Linked DNA regions of Mus musculus: all the other regions are linked to region 1. Evidence: chromatin loops called from intact Hi-C (ENCODE). Cell type or tissue: heart. All regions are shown on one strand. Each heading gives the region's core, and the rest is flanking DNA. Links, peaks and the distances in the headings are about the cores only. Region 1 overlaps Pde4d (phosphodiesterase 4D, cAMP specific). Region 2 overlaps Pde4d (phosphodiesterase 4D, cAMP specific). Region 3 overlaps Gm32881 (a long non-coding RNA gene). Region 4 has its middle 33 kb from the start of Gm32881.

Region 1 (5,000 bases), core at 1-5,000:
GGTCATGCTTCCATATCTCAGTCTTGTTGATTTCTGGTTTCAGGTAATGTTCCCCTAACGCCCCTACAGAGAACACCATATTCTTTCCTGTTTTGTTGTCGTCATTTCTTTTTCTTTTTTCTTTTTAGACCAAGTCTCACTAGGCTGGTACTCTCCCAGTGTAGACAAAGTTGTCTTTGTGGAGATCCACCTGCCTCTTTCTGAGTGCAGCAATGAAAGCCAGGCCCAGCCACCATATGCATTAGAAGTGCTAATAGCAAGCCCAGGGGCTCACATATGTTGATTGCTGCCCCTCCCCCAAACCAGAGCCCTCACCCCACGCCCAGAGTTCCCCAGGCAGAACTGTCTGCATCTCAGTCTCACTCATTGTGCTTTCCCTCCTGCCTTGTGAGTTCTTTGAAACGAGCAGTTACGCTTTACTGTGTTCCCCACGATTCACAAGGGCTAGAAAGTGAAAACGACCATTGACCAGATGAACAATCCCAACATAGAACGAATACATTCTGGAGACGAAGCGTTGTGCTCACCACTAACTTAAGCTCAGAACTGAACAGGGCTGTACTTGACCTTTGGCTTTGCCAGCTAAAGGAACCTTCAGCAGCATTCTATTCTTTCAACTAACAAAGTAGCCAAACCAGACTCAGACGAATCACAGTTGAATTGATTATGGCATGTCCTTTGTCTCTGCTGTTGTAATTCCACGTACAAGTACAGGTTCTACCAATTCCTGGTGAAAAAGTCAGGTAGTGTGTGTGTGTGTGTGTGTGTTTATAACTCAATTGTCTAAACAAAAGCCTGAGACAGCAATGCAAGCTATGAAGCAAGCAAGGAAGAAAATGGCTTCTTACTAGTCTATTAAATACTTCAGCTAATAAAAGAGCCATGCATACATGTCGTCAGACAAATCTCATTTTCACTAGGAGTCTTTTTATTAGGGAGGCAGGGTGCATAAATTAACTGTTTTAGCTTTAAAAAAAAGTCAGAATACCTAGGCATTCATTATATATATATATATATATATATATATATATAATTGTATATTATATATATATCAAATGTATAAGCAAAGGCCACCAAACAGCCTGTCTATAATCGTGAGCATGTGTAATCTTTATTAAATTTTCATTAAAGTTATTAAGCATGAAGCATCAGCAACATTTCAGGCACACCCAGAAAGAGCCCACTGAGCACTCCTCTGGAGTGACAGGTCCCTTGGCACTAGATTTTCTCTTACTACAGGACAATTTAAAAGGTGATACCAGAAAGCCAGTGATGAGGGGGCGGGGTTTCTCTGAAGATGGCTCGCTCTGCTGTGATCCTTATGCACTTTGCAGTTCATTGTCTCCTCAGCACCCAAGACGCTCTTACACAGGGATCTCATTTCTTGAAGGAAGCCCCACCATATATTATTTTAAATACATGTGAATATATAATATAGTATATTTTAATAAATAATATATCCTACTCTTTTTATCACGTATATGCATGGGACACAGAGACTAAAAAAGATCTAAATAATTACTAGTATCATTACTATCACACAAAAAAACAAAAAAACCCTACAACTTGGCTCCTTTTCTTTAATAAGGTGAAAGTGCTTAAGCAAATGGCCCACATCCTAAGAGAAACCATTGTTCTCTTAAATACCTTGGGTTGGTTGTGCTAACAACTTGTCAAGTAGACCTTCAGTTTTGCTTTATCCTTCAGAACAATGACAGCTGAAGACCGAGTTTCTTCCCGCTGTGTTTTGACTAACTAGCATTTGGATACTTCACTTTTAATCCTCGGGCTTCCTGACTGACAGAATTCTATTCAGAGTAAACATTCTTTTCTTGATGGGATCAAGAGCATCCAGGTTAAAATAGTTCTAAGTGGAATGGCCAGTGTTTTTTCTGGACCAGAACTCTGTGTACATGGCTTTCTGCCTGTCACTTTTCCTGTCCCCTCTACAGGGACAGAGGGAGTGTGTTGTTTTGATATAAGACCTTAGAGACAAAAGCAAAAGCCATTGTTTTAGGCTGGCTATCCCCCTACCTCTAGAATCACTACTAGATGTTATTCAAATAGCTCTAAATATGAAGGCATTTCCAGTGAGATATTGGCCCAAGACATTTTTGTGATTTTTAAGTCCATAATAGTCTAAAGCTACCTGCTACTCAGAAATTAACATTCTTTCATATTCCCTGTGGTGTCTTGTAAGCATACATTTCTTTAAACTTACTATTCTATCTAGTGTTTGCTTGTTTATGGTTGGGGGTCAGGGTTTAAGGCTTGGGCTCAGAGCAAGGATGAGGAGTTATTCCCAGTTCAGCCACAAAGTAGTGTTTTCTCTCAGCAGCCTTGGTTTTTCTCACATTTCCAATAAAGACATCCAAATAGATTTCCTTTGAGGTTTGTTGCTGCATGAAAATTCTCAATTGAATATGATTACATAAAGAAGATGATAATAGTAAACTTAAGAAGCGTAGTGCAGGTGATATTGAGGATGACAAGGTTCTGAGAGGTGGCTGCACTGCAGTTAACTTTCTTAACCTTGGTTTAAAATGAAAGGAACGTTCAAAAGTACTTTCTGTCCCGTCATCATGACTTGGTCCCCACACTCTCAGAGCTTGGGCATTTTTGCCTCTCTGCTGCCCTCTACTGGCCCCACATCCTCTTTGCTTCTGCTACGAGTAACTGGCTCCGGACCTAGGTTATACGTGATACAGGAAGCATTGAAAATGTGTGGGTGTTACCGCCTGGAACAAAAGCATCCCGAGACGTTCGGAGTGAGAAATGACAGAAGGCCACCGCAATCCTCTGTAACCTCCACTCTCCCGTGCCAAAACAGGGGTTAGGAACAAATGGGAAGCGAGGGGACAGAACTGCCCAACGGAATACTTGGGGAGCCACTTATGACCTGATGACCGGCCTTTACCCTTTCTGTAACTTATCTGCTTGCATTCTTGCAACGGTTCTGAGTGGCAGGTACTCATATCTCTGTTCTCTAGTTAGAAATTAAAGCTGGAGAGAATTGGGGTTCACCCTTGCAGGTTTTATCTGAAAGTGTCCCCACTGGCTTTGCAACAAAACAAAACAAACAAATAGACAAAAACTCCTTTCCACCCCTCCCAGGACGTGATCGTAAGGATAGATGAGCCCCAAGCGATGTGTCATCTTTTCTGGGTATCTCAAATCTCAGACAGTCAAGTATCAAGTCTCAACACCAGGATCATCACTGTTCTTGTTGGTAGCTTTTAGGTTTTTCAAGCGTACTTGTTTTTCTAGATTACTGAGAAAAGAGGCCTTTTCCCTGCCCATGTTCCCACCTCGGTTTGCAAAGCTTGGGAAGTAAATGAGACTTTCGTCAGTGGTGTGTGTGTGTGTGTGTGTGTGTGTGTGTGTGTGTGTGTGTGTGTGTTGTCTACAGTGGTCTGTAACAACGCAGCTGCTCTAAGCAGTTAATGACAGCTAATTAGTTTGCCATTCTAGATAAGCCCCAGGTCACAAACTAGTAAGAGGTACAAATGAGGCCTTCTTCACCATAATTGCCTAATTCCAGCAGATAATGATTTCCTCTCAGTGTTATGTAAAAATTGCAGAGACAACCCAGGGACTGCTTCAGTTCTGTGACCTTGAGTGAATAGACTCTCCCTTGAGTTTGGTTTGGGCACCGGCAAAGTGCTGTGGGGGAGGGGAGGTACACTGACCACGGAGAAACCAAGATTGCTTGTTGGTCACGAATCATTCCACCAGTATCCTACATTGTTTTTTTTTTGGGGGGGGGGGAGATGGTCGCCCTACCTACAAGGTAGATACAAGTACCCTCAAGGCAAAAGCATCAGAGAAGAAAAGAACATTGCCTTCTACTCGCCCCCCCCCCACTATGATTTGCCTATTGTGCACGAAGGGGGTGGGGGAAGCTCCTCTCCAGAGGGCTGCACTGTGTGTCTGAGCAAGGGTCTCGGGTTCCATGGAGTTGCGCTCACTAAGAACTCCATGCATGTGCTCACAAAATATGCCCTCAGCACCCCCAGGAAGTAGCACAGAAAAGAGGGACCCATTCCACCCGTCCATCTTTGTTTCGCCCTTTATACTGAATCTGAGTTTCTAAACAAACCAAAACAACAAGAACAGAAAACAAAGAAACAAATAAAGCGAAATGAAACAAAACAAACAAAACAAAACAAAACAAAACAAAACAACAACAAACAATTTGTTCCTTGGAGAATTCATTTTAGTAGGGAGGAATTTCTACTATTATTCTTTTGATGACAATCAAGACCCAAAGTGGTGGACTGTACACATAATAAGCCAGGACCTTGTGACATCATCATAAGCAGATGAGACAGAGAGAACCAATAGCTTAATAGTTATTAAAATGTGACCCCCCCACACACACTTGATGGAATTCTCAAGGAAGAAAACATCCGTTTTTTTCAGAATCATCTGCAATGTGGTGACCACAGATAGAGCCAGCCAGCACATTGGTCAATACATGCTCATTTTTCCATAAAGTATATTCACTGAAAATCATGTAAGGGCCTCCTCTTCCTCTTCCTCCTCCTCGTCCTCCTCCTCCTCGTCCTCCTCCTCCCCCTCTTCCTTCTCATCCTTCCTCCTCCTCCTCCTTCCTCCTCCTTCCTCCTCTTCCTCCTCTTCCTCCTCCTCCTCCCCCCCTTTCCTCAGATTATGGACAGGGGTTTAAAGAAGATACTTGAACCAAAAAATTGGTCTAACTTGGAGAATGTGCTAATTTTCTTCTGGTAGTAATTTTAGAAATCATAGGTTTTCTTTCCAGGCAATTATTTTAATGAATCAATTGAGGTTTCAAGAAACAATTAAATGAGCTCAATTTGGTCGCAAGTTCAGCAAAATGAGATCATCCTCTGGCTTGGGTTCAGTTGAGGTCAACTCTCCTATCGAACACGGACTAATAGGATAGGGATCGTTTTCTTTTTATGTTCTTTACTTCCGCTGTATTTTCGCCCCAATATCTGTGGGAACTTTTCCTGTGTGTG
Region 2 (5,000 bases), core at 1-5,000, 130 kb before region 1:
TATGCTAGCAAAAGGCAGAGGGTGAATCCAGCCAGACAACCCCAGGGGCCACTGGGGTTCCCAGACGAGGCAGGGGGATCCCAGAGTGGAAAACTGTCTTGCAGAAGTGTATCGTATTCTCCTCTAGGGGAGAAATCTCATTGGTAGCAGAGAAAGAAAATCCTAGTTTAAACCCAACATGCTCAATTGCAACAGAACTGCAACATTCTCTTATTGCTGTTAGATGACAAGACCCAGCATCCGTTTGAGGTGAGCAAAATGTGAGGACCTCGGGTGCAAGTCTTCTCGCTTTGTCACCTGCCAATTGTAATACAGATGAGAGAAATACAGCTGTCACCACTTAATGTCAAGCATTCCAGGGGGCACTTTTTGAAATTGCTTTGAACCAAAACTTAACATATAACGCCACACATCAAATCGCATGGGAATCACAAAGTTGGAACAGCACTAACATAGACTACACTTTTGAAGGGAACAGAAATAATACAGTCTTATGTTCCTACAAGGAATACAATGCTGGGTTCTCCTAAGCTCAGTTTTTCCTATGGATACATATAACATATGGAGTGCTCAAGGTACTCTCTGCATCATGCTGGACTTTGTGTGCATTGTAGCATATGCTCTCTCTCTCCTTCCTTTCCTCTCTTCTTCCCTCTTCCTCCCCTTTCTCAATATTATCCCTTCTCTCCCTATACCCCTTCCCCAGTGCCTCCATATTACAGGCTAGGCTTGACTTATCTATGAAGTGGTGAGTGACCTTGAACTACTGCTCCTTCGGTCCTCTTCCCAAGTGCTAGGATTACAGGCATGTACCCTGCAGCCCTGTTTATGCTGTGCAAGGGGTTGAACCCAGGGGCTTCATGAATACTCGGCAGGCACTCACTCTACCGAGTGTCCTAGTTCCCTAGCCCAGCATCCCAATCGGATTGCCCTTCTCACTGCTGTGTTTACAAATGAAGACACTGAGCTTTGGGAAGGCAAGGCTTGCTGCCCAAATTATTAGGGAGCAAACAGGCAGAGCTGGAATCTGAAACCAAGTTCCCCTGACGACAAACATCTATGTTCTTTCCACTCTGCAGAGCTGCTGTAAGCACTAATAGTGCGTGCGCCGGGCCAGGCCAGCAAGTAAACGCCACTCATCTGCCTTACATAGAAAGTTCAGCAAAAATATTTCCAAAAGCCAAGAATACTGAACAATAACAAAAGAAAAAAACATTTGGTATTTTCCACGGGACAAGATCATAAACCCACTATTACATTAGCTGCTGTGTCCAATTTAACTAATATCCTAGTGAATATCACGGATGTGTCTGCCCTTTAAGAAAGTCTCTAGGTCCATCACCCAACTGTTGGAGTGAAGAAACTGTTTTCCTATTCCTGACATCCCTTCAAAGCATCGTCTCCTGGCCTTGGTTGTGGGGAAGGAGGGAAGCTTGAATCATGCTAAGGACACTCACTCTTTTATCCAACTAAGCCTTAACATTTTGATTGTTTTTAAAAAAGGGCGGGATAGTTCATACTCTACCATAGAAGCTACCATTTTCCTATAAATCAAATTGATTGACTGATGATAGCTGAAAGCATTCTCTTAGTAATTGATTTATTTAATGAAACATAGAAGCAAGGGGTGAGGGGTCAGTTTATGCGAGCCAACACAGAAAGCTGACACAGGAACGGAACCAATGACACTGTTGGCTTTTTTCCCTGTAGTCTCTCATGTCTTGCTACATTATAAACAAAGACCTTACATGTCAATGAAGTGAAAATCCTTATAGCAATGTTTCCAGACCAGAGAGATGCACATACTCACACACTCACACACACACACAGATGTGTGCAAAACTTAAAGCATTTTAAGCAAGTGTTTTGTTTTGTTTTTCTATTACTACTTATAAGCAAAGAGAGAATTTTTTTCTAGCTGTGGTACTATATTTTATGTTTTTATCTTTTATGTGAGGCTCTAGAGACAAAAAAAAAAGAACAAAAAAAGCAAACAAACAAAAAAAAAAGCTTTCCCAAATCTACCTTTATTAAGAAGTTGGAAACATAAGACACCAAACTCAAAATATCAAGAAGCCAAGTTCCCAGCTTCTATGGCTATACAAGAGCTTTTCTCTTAAAATTTATATATTTATTGAGGCATATATATGTATATATATGAACTCTTAAGAATCCTCTTTTTTATGTTTTAACAGCTAAAACTATTTTAATTGTCACTACTTAAAATGTCTCTTGCAACTAACTTAGCTTCCTTCATAATGGGATTTCGGTCCTTCTGAGTTCCCTTATACTTTTGTGGGGCAGGGCTGGAATATCTTAAGTTTCAGCTACAGCTGTGAACAACCCATCTTCCTTCCTGCAAACCTCCTGGCCGGAAGAAAACCGTTATCTGAAGTCAACAGCAAGTGCTAGCCTGTGCTATGCGCTGGCACCCATACGGCAGCAGGGGGAGCCAGTGGGAAAATAGTTGAGAAGAACCAGGCTCCAGAAGAGAAGCTTAATTTGTTCTCAAAGCAGAGGAAGAGAGCAGCAATGGACCAAAAAGACAAACTAAGACTAACAGAGAACGCGTCACTACGTGTGCAAAGCCGATGTGGGTGCCTTTGAAGGGAGCCACGGAAAAACCTTAAGTCTTTGCAAAGGATGCTCGAATCCCAATTTCAAGACCAAGTTACAGTTCGCTGGAAAGCCCAGTGCTTTTCAAGAGTGCTGAGCTACCAAACTGCCCCCAAAATGTGAGAGCAGACACAAGCTAGTATTTTTAGATTGATATGTTTTAGGGCTATTTCAAAAGGATTTCATTTTTCTCCTGCAAGCATCACTGATCTTACATGGAAGACGCAGTAAAATGAGCATTATTAGATCATGAGAGGGTTGTTGCAAGGTTGGAACAGAAATTTCTTTGAACCCCGGGGACCAGACTTCTGCCGGCTCTCATGCAGACACCTCCCAACCCTTATCTGACCCCTTTGGGGTGTGTGTGTGACCAGAAACACCATGAAAGTATCTTAAAGTATTTTACTTTGAAAGTATTTTAGCTTTGCAAAATCTGTATAGAAGGACAGCAATGTGCCCCCCAGACTCATACATATGTATGTCTTGAAGGCTAGCAAGGCCTATATTTCCAGCTACAGTATAGCAGAAAAACACCTCATTCTATCTGGAATTTAAATGTGAACTTAAGAAATGCCTGGACATCTCCTTAGAACCTCAAACTATTCTAGCTATTTGTGGATGATAAAGACATATTACAAAAATCTATGACACATAGAATTTCTACCAAAAATTACTCTTGTGCAGTAAACTAATAAAATCGAATATTTCAGACAAAAAAAGGAACTCAAGAAAACTTGACCCCAAACTCTTATATTGCCCTTTCAAAATGGTTATTGTTATGCCTCAGATTATACTAAAGGAAAGTGTAGCTTAAAAAGTTTACATTATGATTTTTTTTAATAACTCAGTGAAGAAGAGAATAAAACACAGAGTGAACTTCTAGGTCTGTCCGCCTCTAAAGCGCTGAGGCCTCACTGAAATTGCCCTCAATTGCTGGTTCCGGGGTAGGGGATGGGGGTGGGGAGGGAAATCTGTACAACTCTTAGGCAGATTAATGTGCATTTGAGAGTAAATGCTGTAGATGTAATCACTCAAATTAAATGCCATCTGGAATCTCTTACGCCTCCAATACAAGCATCTAGCATGTGTTACAGCCACCCCTTGCCTTGGCCAAGATTTCAACCATATTCTTGTCCTGAGCAAGCAGTCTGTGTACACTGTGACAGCAACACAGAAAATATGTTGTCTGCTAGACATCACCTTAAAGCTACTAATCATTGCCAATTTCTTTTTATTGAGATCTTTTAACTATATGAATTCTCTGTTAGCAGGCTTAAAGATCTGGCTTCCCCGCTTTCTGCCTGCCAAATCACCTCCATAATAGATCCTGTCTGTTATCAGTTTAAAAAAAATCTAGACGTCTTATTCGTGCATTATTGTGTTTTTAATATTAGGAAAAAAATGTTTAAAACTTCCACAGAGGAGAATACTATCCTGATATTTCAAGGCAAAAGAAAAATGAGTCGATTGCATTAACTGAATATAGGGCAATAAATTTATCAACCAAGAAGTAACTTGCCAGACTCATTCACTCAGATATAATAGCCCAAGGAAGCTGTTCACATTGCCAGCCAAAATGAAGGCAGGCTGTCTCTCCCAGCCCTTGGTTGACCAGTTGTTCCAACACATTTTATCACTGGGTGGAAGTGGCTTGTTTATTAAGTAGAAGGCTGACGTTACAACCACTCTCAGGAACTTTTCTTTTTTCTCTAAGCTAACTTTCTCATCTCTGAAAGGGGCTCAAGGGTTTAGGAATGAGTGGATTCATAAGGCAATGAATGGCTTTGACGCTAAAACTTCAAGCAATAGTTAACTGGGCAAACGTACTTAGTATTTATAATATATAATGTACAATATTATATATGTAAGTAATAATATTTAATGTGTCATGTTAATGATCCTTTGACCACCAGGCATCAGCACAGCTGAATGCATTTTGAAGAATTGCAAAATTTGAAGAATTGTGAAGAACTCTTCCTTTATCTCACTTCAGCCAAATTAACCCACCTCCCATAGGATCCTGTAGTAGCTATTACAAAGTCTGAAAACTTTTTTCAATGAAGATTTTTTTTCTTTTTCTTTTTTTAAAAAAGACACAGCCCTGTCTAATTTGGTGCCTATAAAAGACAGGCATTATTTTGAGCAATCCCTGTGACATAAAGTTTTCAGTCTAAAACACAGACATAAGTCACTTCACAGTTTAAGTCACGATGCTGTTCGATCTCACATCAATTATTAAACTCAAATGCAGGTTTCACCATCGAGAATATGGATTTTAGGGAAAGTGCATGCAAAGTGTGGTCAAATTATGTTGAAAGTATTGTCAAATGAGGCTGAAATAACAGGCAAATGCATGTATCTGGCCAAGGGGCTTTCAGAGTTTG
Region 3 (8,512 bases), core at 2,160-7,159, 240 kb before region 1:
AAGAGAGGGAGAGAGGAAGAGAGGGAGAGAGGAAGAGAGGGAGATATCCAGGGATTGTGTTTTGGAAGGTGATCTGGAATTGTAGACCTTAGCCTGAGGACGGAGAGCAGTGCTCCTCTGACCACACAGCTCACACGTCTGTGGCCAGCTCAGGTTCATTTTCAACAAATGTGTGTAGCTTCTCCTGGACAGGACTGTATCCAGGAGTAGCCCAGACCCTGCCCCAGCCTATACTGTTCTCTGTCATTGTACCCTAGCACCATGCTTCTAACCCTTCTCAAGGCCCAGCCTCTGGCTTCATGATTCCTCTTTACCCCTCACCATACCCAATGTGTTCAAAAAGAGGTAGATGCTGCTCTCAGCTGACAGGGATGCCAGGAGACCACTGGCTCTTCCAGAAGTATTTTTGTGTTTTAAAACTTAGCTAAAATTTTGAGTTCTGGGCTTTTTTCCCCGCATCTCTTTGACTTGGACTCTTCTATACCTTGCATGTATGTATGTCTATGTATGCATGTATGTATTTCTATGTATGCACGTATGCTTATTTTTGTGTGTATCTTGCTGTGGAAAGACACATCACTCCACAAGCCAAACCATGTTTTTCTAGCCAACACACAGCCAGACCTTGGCTCCTGCCATCGGGGCAGCCACACTACTCTCCTGAGTTGCAGCTCAGACCTGGGCTCTCATAGCTGAGTCTGCTTTGTTTTTCTCTGTGTGTCCTTCTTGCAGCTTCCAGCTTCTCTCCCTGGCTCTCCTGGGCTCGTCACTCTGGTCCCTCTTTACCTCATGGGGAAAAAAATTAGAAACTCGTTAATACCTGAACAGTAATTTCTCCCGTCAATAGCATTCCTGACTAGGGTGCCTCCTCACAGATGGAAAGCCCACCTCCCCACATCCTTCTGTCTGCTTTCTAAGTCTTTGAGACCCTATGCGGATGACATCATCTTTGCCTTTGAAAATCCATGTAGATGACATCATCTTTCCCGGGGAAGCGAGTCCTGGTGGTCTCACTTTAATGCTTAAGTGTATTGGAACCTACAACTGCTTCTTGATTTGGGAGGGTCCTGAGGCTATTTAGCCTCTTTTCAAAATTATACAATTAAAAAAAAGAAAGGAAGGGAGGATAAAAGAAAGGAAGGAAGGAAAGAAAAAAGTAAGGAAAGAAGAAAGGAAGGAAAGAAGGAAAGGAAGGAAAGGAAGGAAAGGAAGGAAAGAAAGGAAAGGAAGGAAGGAAGGAAGGAAGGAAGGAAGGAAGGAAGGAAGAAATGGTGCCACTTAGGTCAATATGCCTGTTACCCTTCCGTCAACTCCCTGAATCCTCGACTTATTTCTCTGTCCTCCTGATATCTACCCTGAGATGACCAGGGGCTGGCCTACAGGGAATATAGTCTCTTTCTAAAGGATGTTTGCCAAACTCTGAACCAAAAAGAAGCAGGACAAAGGGGTTCCACCATCCTTACCACTTGCCTCAGAGTCATAGAATACTGTCATTTGTTCCAGGATGTCTGGGGTACGACTTCATCACGTCTTTAACTGTGAAAGGAAATAAAACTTGAGACATGTGATTCATGTAATTTATGTCAAATAGCCCAAGAGTTCTTTGTGAGCTTTGAAACCTGGGGCTGAGAACATAGCAGAACAGGCCAGGACATGCCCGGGCAGGCCCGACGTTACATGTCCTGACTGGCCTGGTGCCTCCCTATCTCCCACCCTTCTGACAGTCTGTTGATGTTTAAATGGACCAATCATGTGAAACCGCGCCAATTCCTCCCCCAGCCCCACCCCTTTTCTATAAAAACCCCTAGCTTCCAAGCCTCGGGGTCGAATCCACTGTCTCCTGCGGGAGATACATTTCGACCCTGAGCTCCGCCATTAAACTACCTCGTGTTCTTACATCAAGTTGGCCGTCTGTTCGTGATTCTTGGGTGCACGTCGAATCGGGAATTGAGTGGGGGTTTCCCCACTAGGTTCTTTCAACTGCACTTTTATAGAATTGGGTAAACTTGAGAATTAATTTTACTATGGCAATAGTTTTTTTTTTTTTCCCCAGCCAGGCCCTCCCACCAATTCATTTTCCTATATTGTTTTCACTACAAACTCTGGCCTCGATATTCAAGTACCTGCCGTTGCTTCGGGGTGGGGTGCTGTCAGGTGAATGATTCTCCCCGTGGCTGAAGGACTAGGGATAATTATGGGGAAATTCTGATTCCTCTCCTGAACTCAAGAGCATACAACCTGGGCATTCTCGGAAATGAGGTTAGCCCTGGTTCACACCATTGTCCTAAGACATTGTCTGGTGGGCTCTTCAAATCCTAGGAACGGAAGCAATGACAGAGAACAGGAGTCGAACACTTTGCTTTCCCAAGCAAAAGAGTGATCTGTGCACGCCTTGGGGCAGGCCAGCGGGTGGGAGCTCGCGCTCTGGCAGAAGCCAGGAGAGCTTCCGACTAGTTCCTCCAATCCCTACATTCTGTGTGTCCCTGACACTGCTGTGCTCATCCTTTCTACCTGAGAAATGGTGACAGCACCGTCGTCGTCCGAGCGATGTGGCACCCTTACAGTGCTTGTAGCAGTGAGTCAAGTGGCTGCCACTCAGTAAAGGCCGTGTGAGAACTGAGTACTGCCATGCCCCAGACCGAAATGAGGCCAGAGAAGTTACAAGCCTCACCAAAGACTGCAAATCCCAGGAGGGGCCACAAGGCGCCCTGAAGGCAAACACCCCTCTGTCCTACACAGCTCTGGCTCCAATATCCAGGGAGCCTGCTGAGGCTAAACCATACAAACAATAAGTTCTCAGCTTTGTCCTGCTTCCCACCCACTCTTGGCAGGTAAAGGTCACTTGACCTGTCTTCAGGTGGCAAACCCGAGGATATCTACAAATCCTCAGGGCCCCAGCCCCAGCACCCCACCCCACCCCCAACCCCAAGGGCCTTTCATTGTTACTGTGGTTTGAAATGTGGGCGGGAACATCTGCTCAGGACCTTCTCCTCTGGCTTTCAGCGCCCCACCCCTCGCTGTCAGCACTGCGGGTTCGCTCTCCTGCACACTCCCACAGTGCTGTCACAGAACCCCGAAGATATTAGCATCTTTACTCCTTTGCTCTGAAGGTGACTCCGTGGCGCCCTCCTTCCAGCCCCCTCCTCTGTCCACTCCTACTTGTTATTCTAACGAGGCACCCTTCTCTAGGAGGCCTCCAGCTGCCTGGCCTTGGTGGGTGGGGTTGACTCCTCTAACCTCCCTCCTCTTTCTCAGAGTCACTTCTTTTGTTTCCTCTCCCCGGCTCTTTGAGATTAATCTCGTCCCCACTGTGCTTCTCCGCAAGGGGGTAGACTCTGGTGACGTCTTCAACTCCCAGTGCCCCCGTGCATCCCGATCAAAGTTCAGACACCTCATCCCAGGGAGAAAAATGCCCACTTGATAGTTTCACTCACCCGTCAGATTAAGGACACAGACAGCTACTGGGACGCAAAATTGTCATTGTTCAGGTCTCAGATCCCAGGGAGCTGCCACCTCTGACGTTAGTGAGTGACCTTGAGCTGACCAAGAGAAATGCTGCTCTCTTCTAACCTTCTTGGCAGCCAGAGTCCCCCCAGGGGAGCTGTTGTCTCAAGGATGAGCAAGATCAAGACAGGAAAATCACATCACTGTCTGCGGAGAGGAAGAGTCTCGGGCTGTTTTATGTGGTTAGGAAGCAAGTTTTGGTTGTTGTTGTTTGTTGTTGTTGTTAAAGATTATTGCTTAACCGGGAGGAGGAGGAGGTTAGCCATAAGGAACCTTTATTTTCTGATACGACCCCACCCTAACTCCAGACAAAAGGAATGCAGATGAGCGAGAGGAACCGCCCCTCTGGCTACCTGCGCCCTGACTTTTCTATTCGCAATGGTGAATGCGCTCCCTGCTTTCTATCCCGAGCCACGCGATTTCTTTTGCCACATGACACTGTGCCCTAGAGTATGGTTTATTACTTCTCCCTCTGTGCCCACAGGGCTCACGGTTCCCTCTGGTTCTTTCCAAGCCTTTTGCTTCCTCTGGACCAGTGGAGTTCCCTCCTTCATCCACTCCCACAAGCAGGTTCCTTTTTCTACCCTTCACCGCTTTGCACACACAGCTGCCAGGGAACACCGCGATCAGCACTGAAGGTGAACGGAGTCGCCAGCAGATGGCACTCTACAGAATGCTCTGAACGTGGCAGAACCGAATGGTTTAAAAAAAAGTCACAGAAAAGCACCAAGGGTTCACTCAAACCAGCGATCTCCATATTATTTTTACTTCTTATACACAGCAATAGAGCATTTGGTCATATACAGACACATTTATTCACTTGCAACATCTCTATCTTAAATGTTAATATTACATAAACATGTCTAGATAAATCTCTTAACCCGTTTCCTAATAGTTTCTCCCTCACTAGAATCAATATTATAAACCTTCCAGAGAAATCACTGATTTAGAGTATCTCAGATTTCCTTTTACCAGAAGGAGTGCCCTTTTCTTAATTACAAGAAGGTTTTTAATTGATTGGTTGTGTGTGTGTGTGTGTGTGTTGTTTTTTGAGACACAAACTCACAAGCATGTATTGGATCAAATACTTAGCTGTAGGCAAAATAACCAACTCACACTGCTTTAAACAAGAAAGGAGTATGTGAAGCAGCTTGTAGAAGAGTTTATAAGCCCAGTAAGACAAGGGTGGATGTAGGTGCCAAGAAAACCAAAAGGCTGCTAAGGTTTAAATTATTGGTTCGATTGCAAGCTGTTCTGTATCAGTAATCCCCTGGGGACCAGGAACAAAGCCTGTCATCAATATAAAAGGTAAACAGGCTTCAGCCACCCAGAGAGCAAAGAAAGCCCAGCTCCCTGGAAGTAATCTCTGATTCATACAGGTCACTTCCTCCACAGTAGTGTGTGCCTGCATCCTGAACCAGGCTCCAAGGCACCTACCTCTCTAATTCCCTGCCTCTGCAGTGGAGAAGAAACAAGAGGCTGGAAGGGACACTGTGGAAACCAGTGTACAGTATCTGCAACATTAAAAAGTGTCTCTGTGAGGAAAAAGTTTGACGGGCAGGTGCTGTGAGCTCCACACGACATCCTAGGCTCTGAGTTTTATCACGAACTGGGAGCAGGAAGGGTGAAATAACAAACTGTATGAGGGCACAGTGCTGTGTTGCAAAGGAAATCGCCATGGCTTTGGAGAGCCATTCACCATTGCATTCACCATTGAGAACACAACAGGTAGGGCTTGGGTGATTCTATTACTAGTTGGGGAAAATGTCTCCAATTTTATGGGGACAGATTGGTAGAGCATTCTTCTCTTAACCACTGAGCCATTTTGCCAGCCTGGTACCTCCAGATGTTCTGTGGCTGGTCCCAAAACAAACAACAGCAGCTACATCATTAGAATCATTAGCGTCAACATCAGCAGAGAAAGCCGATGAGGTTAGAGCTGGGGTTCCCTTGGTGACTGGTTGGTTATACGTGTGTGTCGGGCCACAGAACATCAAAGTAGCAGTGACTGAAACACACTAAATGTCTGTTTCTTTTCCGCAAAATTCAAAATGAGATGCTTACTGTGTTCTTCACAGTTGTCAGGAGTAAGACTTCAATGCATGTCCCCAAACGTACAACTGTACCATCTGTTCCAAGAAAAAGGCAAGTGAGATATGCTTTTCCTTTAAAAAAATGTGTGTGTATGAGTAGTTTGCTTACGTTACATCTCTGAACCACTTGCACGCTTGGGGCCCTCAGAGGCCAGAAGTCGTCTCCAGATCTCCCAGAACTAGAGTTGCAGACGGTGGCGAACTACCATGTGGGTACTAGGAACAGAACCCAGGTCCTCTGGTAGAGCATTCTGCTCTTAACCATCGAGCCATCTCTCTAGTCTCTTTGAAGCATAACCCTGAAATTGCACACTTCACTTCTCAGACCTGTTTGGAAAGTCGCTCCTTGGCCACATCAAGCTGAAAGAAAAGCTATGACACATTGTTCTTGCTAACCATGTCTTCAGAACTACTGTTATTATGGGGAAGGGGAAGAAGGGTGTCGTAGATAACTGATGTCCTGTGCCACATGTAGTGTGGTATAATCAGATTGCAAGAGCAGGTCTTAGGGAGCTATTGCAATGGTGGGACAGCCTCTTTGGGATCTTGAGACGACTGAAGACTAATGCCTCCCTAGAAAAATCTCACAGTTTGTGGTGCACATAGCCCTTCATGGAGAATTAAATAAAGGCAGAGGAAAGATGCCAGAACGACCTTGTACCATCACTCACTACCCACCCTGCTCCAGTCCCACCTTTTCTCAATTCACAGCCTGCAGTGAGACTCTAGGGGCACTCTTTAGTCCCCTACATCTTGTCACGTCGAGCTGGCTGAAATCCCAGGCTTCCCTCAACGTATCTGTATGATCTCTGTGATGTATCTTCCTTCTCTCCCTGTAATTCCATTTCCTCATAAAAATAAAACGTAAATAGAGGATCTGCCTCATAAGACAGCTCTAAGGATTAAATGAGCTAATGCATATGTTTGCTGGAAAATAATACAAAATAATAACTTTAGATTGTTCAATTTGTGTTTTGTCTATAAGTACTGCTCTAACGCGAAACCGCATGATAATAGAACTGTTTAAGATCCATGTGAGTAATTTTCAGTTGCATCAAGGCAGTAGAAGTATTTGCTATAAAGGATTTGGCTATCATCATCATCCAGAACATGATCAAACTTATGCTCTGACACCCACACCACTCGTCACATCCAACATCTTCAGACCTAAGGCACTTGAATAAAAGCCTTACAACCGATACCCCAAAGCTGCCACCACAATCCCCAATAGTTTGTTGTAACTGCCATCATGAACCAAGGTCATCTCGGTGATAGGAGTAATGATTAGAAGGCCACTCAAAGGAAATCCCTGAAGGTCTGGGAAGCTTTCCAAATACACACATACACTGCCCTAGAGATTGAAATCCCAGGCTTAACTAATGACATTGCTGAACCAGTTCGTACCGTTCACAAGAGCGGATTGCCTATCCCTCTTGTTGGTTCTATGCTCAGTGACATCCCATTGGTAGCTTGGAGTCAGATATGGTGGGAACGTCCACACCATTGATATCTTCATTCCCTGTAAAGCAAGAATCCCTCACACCCTCTTAAAGATGATCACCAAGTATTTAACAGCAGACCACTGCCGTGCACCATGGAGACAGGTTCACTGAAGGAAGCGATTCTATTACCAAGAATCACATGCAGTTTTTGGATCTGCTTTCTGGTACAGTGGCTTGGGACAGGGTCCAGAATACAATGTTAGGCAGCGTGTGGAGCAAGACATGTGGGTACTGCAGTAGACGGTTTCCAGGACAGCCAAACAAGTTGTTTTTCAAGGTATAGGGAGACATCCATTTGTTTGAAGGGGCATGGTGAGAAGCTCTGTTGTGTGGGGACAGCAGGCTCATCAGACACAGCTTTTGTCTCTATGATGTTTCTGATGTAGGCAGTCGACAAGACATGATTACAGAACTAAGTGACGCATGCTACCCAGCAACAATGAAAGAAGCATAAGCGACTTGTGCAGAAAAAATAATTGCTCAAGAACCAGAGGACAACAGAGTGGGTGTCTACTATGAAGCAGGCATAGTTCTGGATTCTGAGGACTAAAACAAGCCAAATAGACCTCATCACATCACTGTGCCTCCCCAAGTGTGGTCAGGCAACTGTTCCCATTAAAACCGCTGTTTTTATGGGAGCAATAACGGTCAGTGTAAGTGTATGCTATCTCCCAGCCAGTGAGATAAGGTACTTTATATTGATTGTAATATCATTGTTAGACCAACCCTGTGTTTTATCTATTACCATTTTATAGCCGGGAGAAATGGAGACAAATGAGACTAATTGTCTTGCTTTACCTTATACCATGAGAACATGGCAGAGTGGTGATTCAAACCTGAAGGTCTGACTCGAGTGTTCATGTCCTTTCTATTAAACAAGCAAAATACAGAACAAAACTCATTCTTAGGGTCTAAAGTAACTGAAGGGCAAGCTCTAGGACTGGAGCCGCAAGTCTTTCCATTTTTATCCTGGTCCCTAAGTGAGTCTGGTTTCTTCACGTGTTGTGATACAGTTCCCTAGAGGTGATTTCTGATAATTCTATAAAGGATTATAATAAAATAACTTTAGAGTAAGTTATCACAGAATCGGGGGATGAAGGATGTGAAGTGGTCATGGAAGGTTCTTTAAGGGAGTTTCTCACACCTGCAGCAGAGATAGACCCCTTCCACATGGAGATGGATTACTGCGGCAGTGCCATGGGAAGGAGAGCTGTCTGGCACCTGGGGAGGTGGAAGACGTTCACCGTTCACAGTGGCTAAAGGCTGGGAAGGCAGATCTCCTGACTAGGGGAACAGACAAGAGTGATGAGTGGAGGTGAGTCAGGGGCACATGTACAAGGCTGTGATGTGTGTGCCCTGCCTGAAGCTGACACATCTACCAAGGAAAGAACTGCCCTTGCACAAAGATGTGGC
Region 4 (8,512 bases), core at 1,428-6,427, 260 kb before region 1:
TCTAGTCCCTAAATAAGGCATTTTGTTGACGTTTCTAGCCAGAGATGTTTAGATGTTGGCTGGCTTTATCCATATATGATGTGTCTGAAACTCAATAGTAATTTTGAAAACACTGTAACATTCTTTTTAAGTAATTCAAGCTAAAAAGCGAATTTCTCTAAAAGAGGTTCAGTCTTAAAGGATATATATATATAGTTGAAAGAGTGCAATGGTATTCGGAAAGCTATTTCACACAATTTCGTGGCTTCTCCGGAACTAAACTGATAGGGACAATGCCACTTAATTTGTCTTAGATTTTAATATGTTTATTGTCGTGATCACATCACTATGGAAAATTTTAAAATATATTAAGTTGTCTTTCAACATTCTTGTCTCTGAGAAGTGGAGATGAAGCTGTAGGCTACACAGTCACCTTTACAAACAAATGAAGAGAGAGTGGAGCAGACATGGCCTTTATAGACTAAGTCACCGGAAGCTCCTGGTTTGCTCCCTTCAGGTCATTCACTGAGGAAAACTAGCTCCTGAGTGCGTTGAAGAGTTAAGAGTCCCATGGCCTCCTGCCAACAGGCATGAGCACCTCAGAAACAGATCCTACTGGCTTGCTCAGTCCATCCTATGTCTGCAGCCATTCTGCATCCTGGCTGGAGGAATCTGAGCTTCCCAGATAAGACACTCCAGATTCCTGGGACGAAGAAAAAGTGAGCTGCCAAGGGTTTGTTGGTTTCAACCATTATTAACTTTGGGCATAAATTTATCAGTTATCTACCTTTTACTTCTCAGACACATTTTAGTTGACAGGTTTATTTGTTTTAATGTATAACAACTAAAATATAGATTGAGCACTTCTAAATCAAAATGTCCATCATGTGAAACTTCTTGGGTTAGCAAGATACCATGAGTAGAAAACAGGACACGTGACCTTATCTACAGATCGCTGTGAAAACACAGGTGGTCATGTTAGTGTTTGTGTCAAAACACCTAGGCATGTCATTTTCCTGCTTAGATGATACAAATACCTTTGCACCCTATTGGTCCAAATAAATAAATTAATAAATAAATAAATAAATAAATAAATAACCAACCTGCTTCCAGTCTCAAGTATTTGGAATAAGGATACTCAAATTGTATTGTGACATGTGAGTGAAAGGATATTTAACTCCTCTTAGGATGACATAGTGCAGATGGTATGTGTAGAACCAGGGTTAGGGTTAGGGTTAGAGTTTTGATAAAGCAAAGGAAGAAAAGCTGGGAAAGACTGATTTGACTGCACTAAACTAGAGGTGCATCCTATCTTAAAGTTTTACTGCTGTGAACAAACACCATGACCAACACAAGTCTTATAAAGGACAACATTTAATTGGGGCTGGCTTACAGGTTCAGAGGTTCAGTCCATCATGATCAAGGTGAAAGCATGGCAGCATCCAGGCAGGCATGGTACAGTAGGAGCTGAGAGTTCTACATCTTCATCTGAAGGTTGCCAGTGGAAGTCTGACTTCCAGGCAGCTAGGACGAGGGTCTTAAATCCCACACCCACAGTGACACACCTACTCCAACAAGGCTACACCTCCAAATAGTGCCACTCACTGGGCAAAACATTTTCAAACCATGATACATCCTGTATTAGTCAGGGTTCTCTAGAGTCACAGAACTTATGGATAGTCTCTAGTTAGTAAAGGAATTTATTGATGACTTACAGCCGGCAGCCCAATTCCCAACAATGGTTCAGTCGCAGCTGTGAATGGAAGTCCAAGGATCTAGCAGTTACTCAGTCTCACGCAGCAAGCAGGCGAAGGAGCAAGAGCAAGAGCTAGACTCCCTTCTTCCAATGTCCTTATATTGTCTCCAGCAGAAGGTGTAGCCCAGATTAAAGGTGTGTTCCGCCACACCTTTAATCCCAGATGAAAGGTGTAGCCCAGATTAAAGGTGTGTTCCTTAAACTCGGAGATTCAATCTTCTGGAATCCATAGCCACTATGGCTCAAGATCTTCAAACCAAGATCCAGATAAGGATCTCCAAGACTCCAGATAAGGGTCACTGGTGAGCCTTCCAATTCCGGATTGTAGTTCATTCCAAATATTGTCAAGTTGACAACCAGGAATAGCCACTACACATCCCCAACCATAATTGCTAGATTCATTTTCCTGGTGGCCACTGAAACCTTCTTATTGTTAAGATAAACAGTCTACAATCAGCTCAAAAGAAAAGGTGATTGCTAGGTAGTTTCTAACTGTACTGGAGACATTTAAGTTTAACTCGTTCCTGCTCAGATGTAGTAATTGAGTCAAGACTTAGCTCTGCAATGACATGGCAGGTCTGTTTGATTTGCTAGTGTAGCATCAAGGGGACGCTGTGTTAATAATGCAGTCCAAATGTCTATCTGACTACACACAGAGAAAGACAGACAGAAAGGATGTGCAACTGTGTTTGGTTTTAGATTTCTTATTCGTCCATTGTTGTATTAGGATGATTTTCTCAAGTCATCTCCAACACTAATGTCTTGTGGGTGGTGGTATTTTGGGGAGGCAGGGGCTAGTTCTCTGTTTTGGTGATGATGGTGGTAGTGGTGATTTGGGAGATTGGACCTAGGAGTGTGTTTATGCTCGGCACCTGCTTAGACAATAAACTCTACAGTCAGTCTGCAGCATTTCTACTGGAAATATTGTAGTCCTTTTTTCTTAAAAGGAACGCCCCCTTTTTAGATTTCTGTATTTATTTTATGTTTGTGAGTACACTGTACCTGTCTTCAGACACCCCAGAAGAGAACACCAGATCCCATTACAGATGGTTGTGAGCTACCATGTCGTTGTCGGGGATTGAACTCAGGACCTCTGGAAAAACAGACAGTGCTCTTAACCCCTGAGCTATCTCTCCAGCCCCCAATATTGTAGTTCTTTTAAAATCGAAGTAGTGTAATTTATTGACGTAATTGCCTTCTTGTACTTAGGTTGCTTCCAACGTTGAAGTCACCATTACTGCTGCACTGAATCTCTCTCAATCAAAGCTTTGCCTGCCTCTCTCCCTCCCCACGACTCTCTCTCCTGCTACCTCCTCAGCACAGACCACAGAGCTCCCTTCTAAAAACACTAGAATGACTTAAAAACTCAGTGGCGTTTTATTAAGATTAGCATTATGTTAAGGTTTCCCACCAACACTGTATAACTTGTTTAATTGAGCCATTAGGTTTTTTTTCCGTGAGATTCTGAAGCAATTGAGAGCATTTCTGTCATCTCCACAACTACCCAGCACCATTTGTTTCCTTCCTTGCAAACCCTTCAGCTGATGATAATGCCTTTCGTAAGGATGCTAAGGCCTCTAGCCTGTAGCCCTGGCACCAAATTCCTGTGAGTCGAGGCAAACAGAATGGACGAGGCCTCTAGTGATAGCTCATTGAGATGCCAGAAGACGGCAAAGCCCCCTTTCCACCAGGAAAATTGTGGTGAGTCATATGAAAGACAGGAAGCAAAAGAATGTACCACCAATAAACTTGAGTTAGGTGAGCAGGCAGTAGTTTCAGGATCATGGTCGCTGCACACACCATCACCCATGCTTCAACATCGCTATGAAACCCAGTGCAGAGTTCTCTTGAACAGGTTTAAGTCTTGCAGATGCTGAGTCTGAGACAGTGCATGCCTTCTTAGATGTGAACAGTATTGAACCTGAGCCTTGCCTTTGTGGTCCAGATTATAGCATTTTCACTCCATGTCTTTTAGAATTGTGGGATGGAATATTGGGAGAATGAAATGATCCTGTGCCCAGCATGGTGCCTGGCAAGCTGCTCAGTGTGTGGTAGGGTATTTTTTTTTTTTTTTAAATCAGTATTTTCTATAGTGTGGACAAGGCTGAAAGGAAGCTGTTGTGTCCCATCTCCACCAGCAGAGGGCAGAATAAGAATGACTGTGACTCTTTCAAATCTGACTGGAGAATACAATGCCATCTGAATGCAACCCTTCAACATCACTTCGTAACCCTTAAATCTTGAGAGAGGCCCTGGGAGACTTAGAAATAGGAAAAGAAATGTGAATAATATGTAAAAATCATTACAACATAATCTGAAAATATAGAACTGCTGCAACACACACACAAACATACACACATAGACACTCAATTACATGTTTTATTTTTAATTACACTTACGTACTTAGCGTGCATGCATGTGGTGTGCACATGTGTGTGCACATATGTGCATTCATTAGTGTGCACTTGTATGTGAGTGAGCATGTATAAGTGTGTGTGTGAGTGTGTGTGTGTGTGTGTGTGTGTGTACATACAGGGATCAAAACTCATCTTATACCAGTTCTTCCAGTATGAGGGTTGAAGAGTAAATTCAAGTTGTCAGGTTTGACTGCAAGAGTCCTTACCTGCTGAGGTACACATACACATGGGTACGCATACACATGGGTACACTGGTGCCCATAAATTTTGTCAAGCTAGAAAGTCTGGGAAGCAAAAGGAAATACAAAGTGACCTCGAGGATTGTCTTCATTGAAAAAGACTCAGCCGTACCCTCACAGTTAACTTAACAGGCAGTTCAGGGGTGGAACAAAGGAAAATATGGAAGAATCGTATCACCAACACCAGTTTCTCTTTGAAGCAAGCAACAAGATCTTTTCCAGAAACAAGATGTTAAAACAGAGTTCTGTTTTGTTTTTCTTAATGATAGAGGTGGAGAGAGAGAGAAAAATAAAATGCTTTAGATACAGTGACCTCTGAGTCACCTAAGGCTACCCGAGGAACAGAAAAAGGAAGAAGGAGAGCGAATGTTTGCACTTCCTGTCAGCCTCTCCAAGTGGCGACCGTTTGATATTACACTCTCCCGCAGAGAGGTGGCATGGGCCAAACAGACTTACCCTCTACCAGCATAGGACAGATGGTAAATATCTCTCAGAAATATCAGGCCTGTGATTGGTAGAAAGCAATAGCAGCCCGGTGGCCACGTGTTACCAAACAACCTCGTTTTTAATAGTGTTTGTCGGGTGGGTTGGCTCAGATGACTTCTTCAAATAAAATCAAATTCTGGTAGAAGGATAACATGCTGGGTTAGTAGCAAGGCTTTGCTGGTCGGTACGTACAGTCAAGAGAAAGTATCCGCTAAACTCAGGATAAAAAACGGTAGCCAACGTCCGTCCGCGGAGACAGAGCTTCTGGCTCCTCCCAGCATCCCTGTCAGCTGTGCAGACACATGGCACCCCCCAAAGCATGCAGACCACACTGCTGTCTGCTAGGGAGCAGAAGCACAGAGTATCTTATTCTCCAAGTGCATCTGCCTCTCTAGGACTCTTTTAAATCAACCCCAGTGTGGGGGAGGGGGTGGGGGGGGACCATTCCATCTATCAAAATTACATGTAGGGGCGGAGGGCAGAAAAACCATGACAACCTTACATTCTCACACCCACCCCAGAGACACTGAATAGAATCAGCCAAACTGTGCACACTGAACGTTTATAGTCAACGAATCCCATAAACACCACATTGAAATCTGCTGAGCTACAGGGGTGTTGGGAAACATGGGATAATAATTGGAATGCATAATTTAATAATGATATCACATTTTTTTCCAAAAGATTTACTATGTGTGAAGTGATCTCAGATATATTTTCCACTGAACTATATGCCATGGCCATCCTGGGACAACTGTAATGTAAATACAAATATACGTTGTGTATTTTACAAGCACCACATTGCCATATCCTGTGAGTTAAACTCTCTTGGGATCCTACGTGTTAAAGGATGGGGGAGTGTGTAGTTGAACCAAATTAAACTTATCCAAATCTAGCTTATGAATGAATAAGACTCAAACTATGGTTATCTTATTAAGCTTTGACAATTACAGGGGGAGGGGGTAACCCCTAATCTACTTTTCTAGCTGCTGGCCTGGCTACCTTCCCAATGGTGTACCCCAAATACTTCCAGCTTCTCAAGGTCCATCTCCTCTCATGGTAGTCCCCTCCCTCTGACTCCTTTTTCTCCCAACCAGGTAACTTCAAACCCACCTACCTCTAGCACCTCCAGTAATTGGCTGTAACCATTTTAATCTAATCAACAGTTTTAAATTAAGGAACAAAGTTTGCACAACAAAAGCTGATTAATGTGAGAATTCATTCCCAGGCAACTAGACTTTTGGGTACAGAATTCAGCATTACCATACACAGCAACATACCAAACCTCAACAATTCCCCTTTTGTGGGTGTTTGAGTGCTGTGAAGAGACACCAAGACCACAGCAACTCTTATAAAAGGAAGCAGTTAATTAGGAATCGATGATAGTTTCCGAAGCTTAGGCCATTATCATCATGACAGGAAGCCTGGCATCAGGCAGGCAGACATGGTACTGGAGAGGTAGCTGAAAGTCCTACATCAAGATCTGCAAGCTTCTGGGCCTGGCTTGGACTCCTGAAGCTGCAAAGCCCACCCTAGTGACACATTTCCTCCAACAAAACCACACCTACCCCAACAAGGCCACACTTCCTAATCTCTCTCAAGTAATACCACTCTGTGATGACCAAGCATTCAAATATATGAGCCTATGGGGGGCCATTCTTACTCAACTAACCACAGTTGTCTCTAAAAATCCCTATCATTTTCCACTTTGTACTATACCTGCCCCTGCCCCCGACCCCGCCCCCGACCCCGCCCCCGACCCCGCCCCTGCCTCTGCCCTTGCCCCTGCTGCACCAAGTTAAATTTATTCTACTGGACGGTGAACCGTTTTACTTTCCCCTGGAGGCTGTGTAATGGCACAATCAAATCAGCAGGAGCAGCAGAGGTTTGAGTTCTATCCTCTGCAAAGATGGTTGCGTCTTTGTATCTGACTTAGTCTCACATACAAAGAGCCAGTCTCCAGCTGCAGAGTTTCCTGTCAATAGCGAGTTGTTTACAAGTTTGTAAGATCGTGTGATGGCTGACTTTGCCCAAGAGTTAATCATAGGTTCAGCTCTGCTCTGGGGCCTTCTAATGTGAAGAAAACAGAACTTGAGCAGTTATCTATTACTTTTTTTCTTATTGTCAAATCTGGGCTGTGATTGCCAGTTCTGGGTTAAGCATAAAGGAAACTGATGTAGCAACGCGCACTAGTACAACCTGTACTAGTAGCTGGATGTTAATGTAGTACATATGGCCTTCAATGGAGTTTTCTATACCTTTCGGTTTTTCTAGTCATGTCTCTAACTTGTTCTGCAACCTCAGGAATGTTATATTGCCTCCTGGTTCTTACCTATTCATTAGAAATAAGGAGTTTGCTATTAAAAAGAATGAATTTATGAAATTCCTAGCCAAATGGATGGACCTGGAGGGCATCATCCTGAGTGAGGTAACACATTCACAAAGGAACTCACACAATATGTACTCACTGATAAGTGGATATTAGCCCAAAACCTAGGATACCCAAGATATAAGATACAATTTGCTAAACACATGAAACTCAAGAAGAATGAAGACTGAAGTGTGGACACTATGCCCTTCCTTAGAATTGGGAACAAAACACCCTTGGAAGGAGTTACAGAGACAAAGTTTGGAGCTGAGATGAAAGGATGGACCATGTAGAGACTGCCATATCCAGGGATCCACCCCAGAATCAGCTTCCAAACGCTGACACCATTGCATACACTAGCAAGATTTTATCGAAAGGACCCAGATGTAGCTGTCTCTTGTGAGACTATGCCGGGGCCTAGCAAACACAGAAGTGGATGCTCACAGTCAGCTATTGGATGGATCACAGGGCCCCCAATGGAGGAGCTAGAGAAAGTACCCAAGGAGCTAAAGGGATCTGCAACCCTATAGGTGGAACAACATTATGAACTAACCAGTACCCCGGAGCTCTTGACTCTAGCTGCATATGTATCAAAAGATGGCCTAGTCGACCATCACTGGAAAGAGAGGCCCATTGGACACGCAAACTGTATATGCCCCAGTACAGGGGAACGCCAGGGCCAAAAAATGGGAATGGGTGGGTAGGGAAGTGGGGGGGGAGGGTATGGGGGACTTTTGGGATAGCATTGGAAATGTAATTGAGGAAAATATGTAATAAAAAATATTTAAAAAAAAAGAAATAAGGAGTTTGAATCATTTGGCTGAGGCAAACGTTCTGTGAGTTCAAGAACAAGCATATTAGAAAAACTCATTTTTCACTCTACTGTCAACACTCAAAGAGTGTTCCAGTGCTGGGAAGAGACACCATGACCAAGGCAACTCTTATAAAAGAAAACATGTAATTGGAGGTTGCCCACAGTTTCAGGAGTTTCGCTCATTGTCTCATTGTCGTCATGGTGGGGAGCATGGAGTCGCGCAGGCAGACATGGTGCTGGAGAAGTAGCTGAGAGTTCCACATCAGGGTCCTCAAGAAACAGGAAGAGAAAGCCTGGCTTGTACTCATGAAATTTCAAAGTGACATACTTTCTCCAACAGCCATACCTACCCCAGATCCAATCATTTAGAGCGTGTTTGACTGTGTATATCAAAATATAACTCAAAGCAGTTTAAAATAAATGTATTTAGAAAGTACAACAAAGGTCTGGCAA

What was found. Hi-C counts contacts between places; a loop is a spot of excess contacts. Peaks named below come from ENCODE experiments on the same cell type or tissue, not always from the same donor. Only the 100,000 strongest peaks of a DNase experiment are listed, where the experiment ranks them.
Region 2: a loop joins it to region 1, with 8 times the contacts of the local background. A loop is called at or near these places in 34 of 42 quality-filtered maps.
Region 3: a loop joins it to region 1, with 10 times the contacts of the local background. A loop is called at or near these places in 34 of 42 quality-filtered maps.
Region 4: a loop joins it to region 1, with 5 times the contacts of the local background. A loop is called at or near these places in 4 of 42 quality-filtered maps.

What each region holds. Positions count from the first base shown.
Region 1 is chr13:109,773,928-109,778,927 of GRCm38, reverse strand. All of the region lies in intron 7 of Pde4d (phosphodiesterase 4D, cAMP specific), which reads right to left. Among named protein-coding and RNA genes, the nearest start is that of Mir1904, 130 kb to the left of the region's middle. In heart, for the core only: a CTCF peak has its summit at 2,631 (motif pointing left); a DNase peak (open chromatin) is centred at 2,657; H3K4me3 peaks cover 838 bases; H3K27ac peaks cover 1,813 bases.
Region 2 is chr13:109,905,239-109,910,238 of GRCm38, reverse strand. The region is part of intron 8 of Pde4d (phosphodiesterase 4D, cAMP specific); the gene reads right to left. Among named protein-coding and RNA genes, the nearest start is that of Mir1904, 3.9 kb to the right of the region's middle. In heart, for the core only: a CTCF peak has its summit at 2,433 (motif pointing right); a DNase peak (open chromatin) is centred at 2,438.
Region 3 is chr13:110,014,167-110,022,678 of GRCm38, reverse strand. It overlaps Gm32881 (a long non-coding RNA gene), which reads right to left. Exons shown (of 5, transcript XR_382897.2): 2 at 5,569-5,633; 3 at 3,435-3,651; 4 at 1,464-1,536; 5 at 1-786. Among named protein-coding and RNA genes, the nearest start is that of Gm32881, 12 kb to the right of the region's middle. In heart, for the core only: a CTCF peak has its summit at 4,161 (motif pointing right); no DNase peak of the experiment used is centred there; H3K4me3 peaks cover 1,443 bases; H3K27ac peaks cover 1,661 bases.
Region 4 is chr13:110,035,647-110,044,158 of GRCm38, reverse strand. No RefSeq gene overlaps it. Among named protein-coding and RNA genes, the nearest start is that of Gm32881, 33 kb to the right of the region's middle. In heart, for the core only: a CTCF peak has its summit at 3,865 (motif pointing right); no DNase peak of the experiment used is centred there.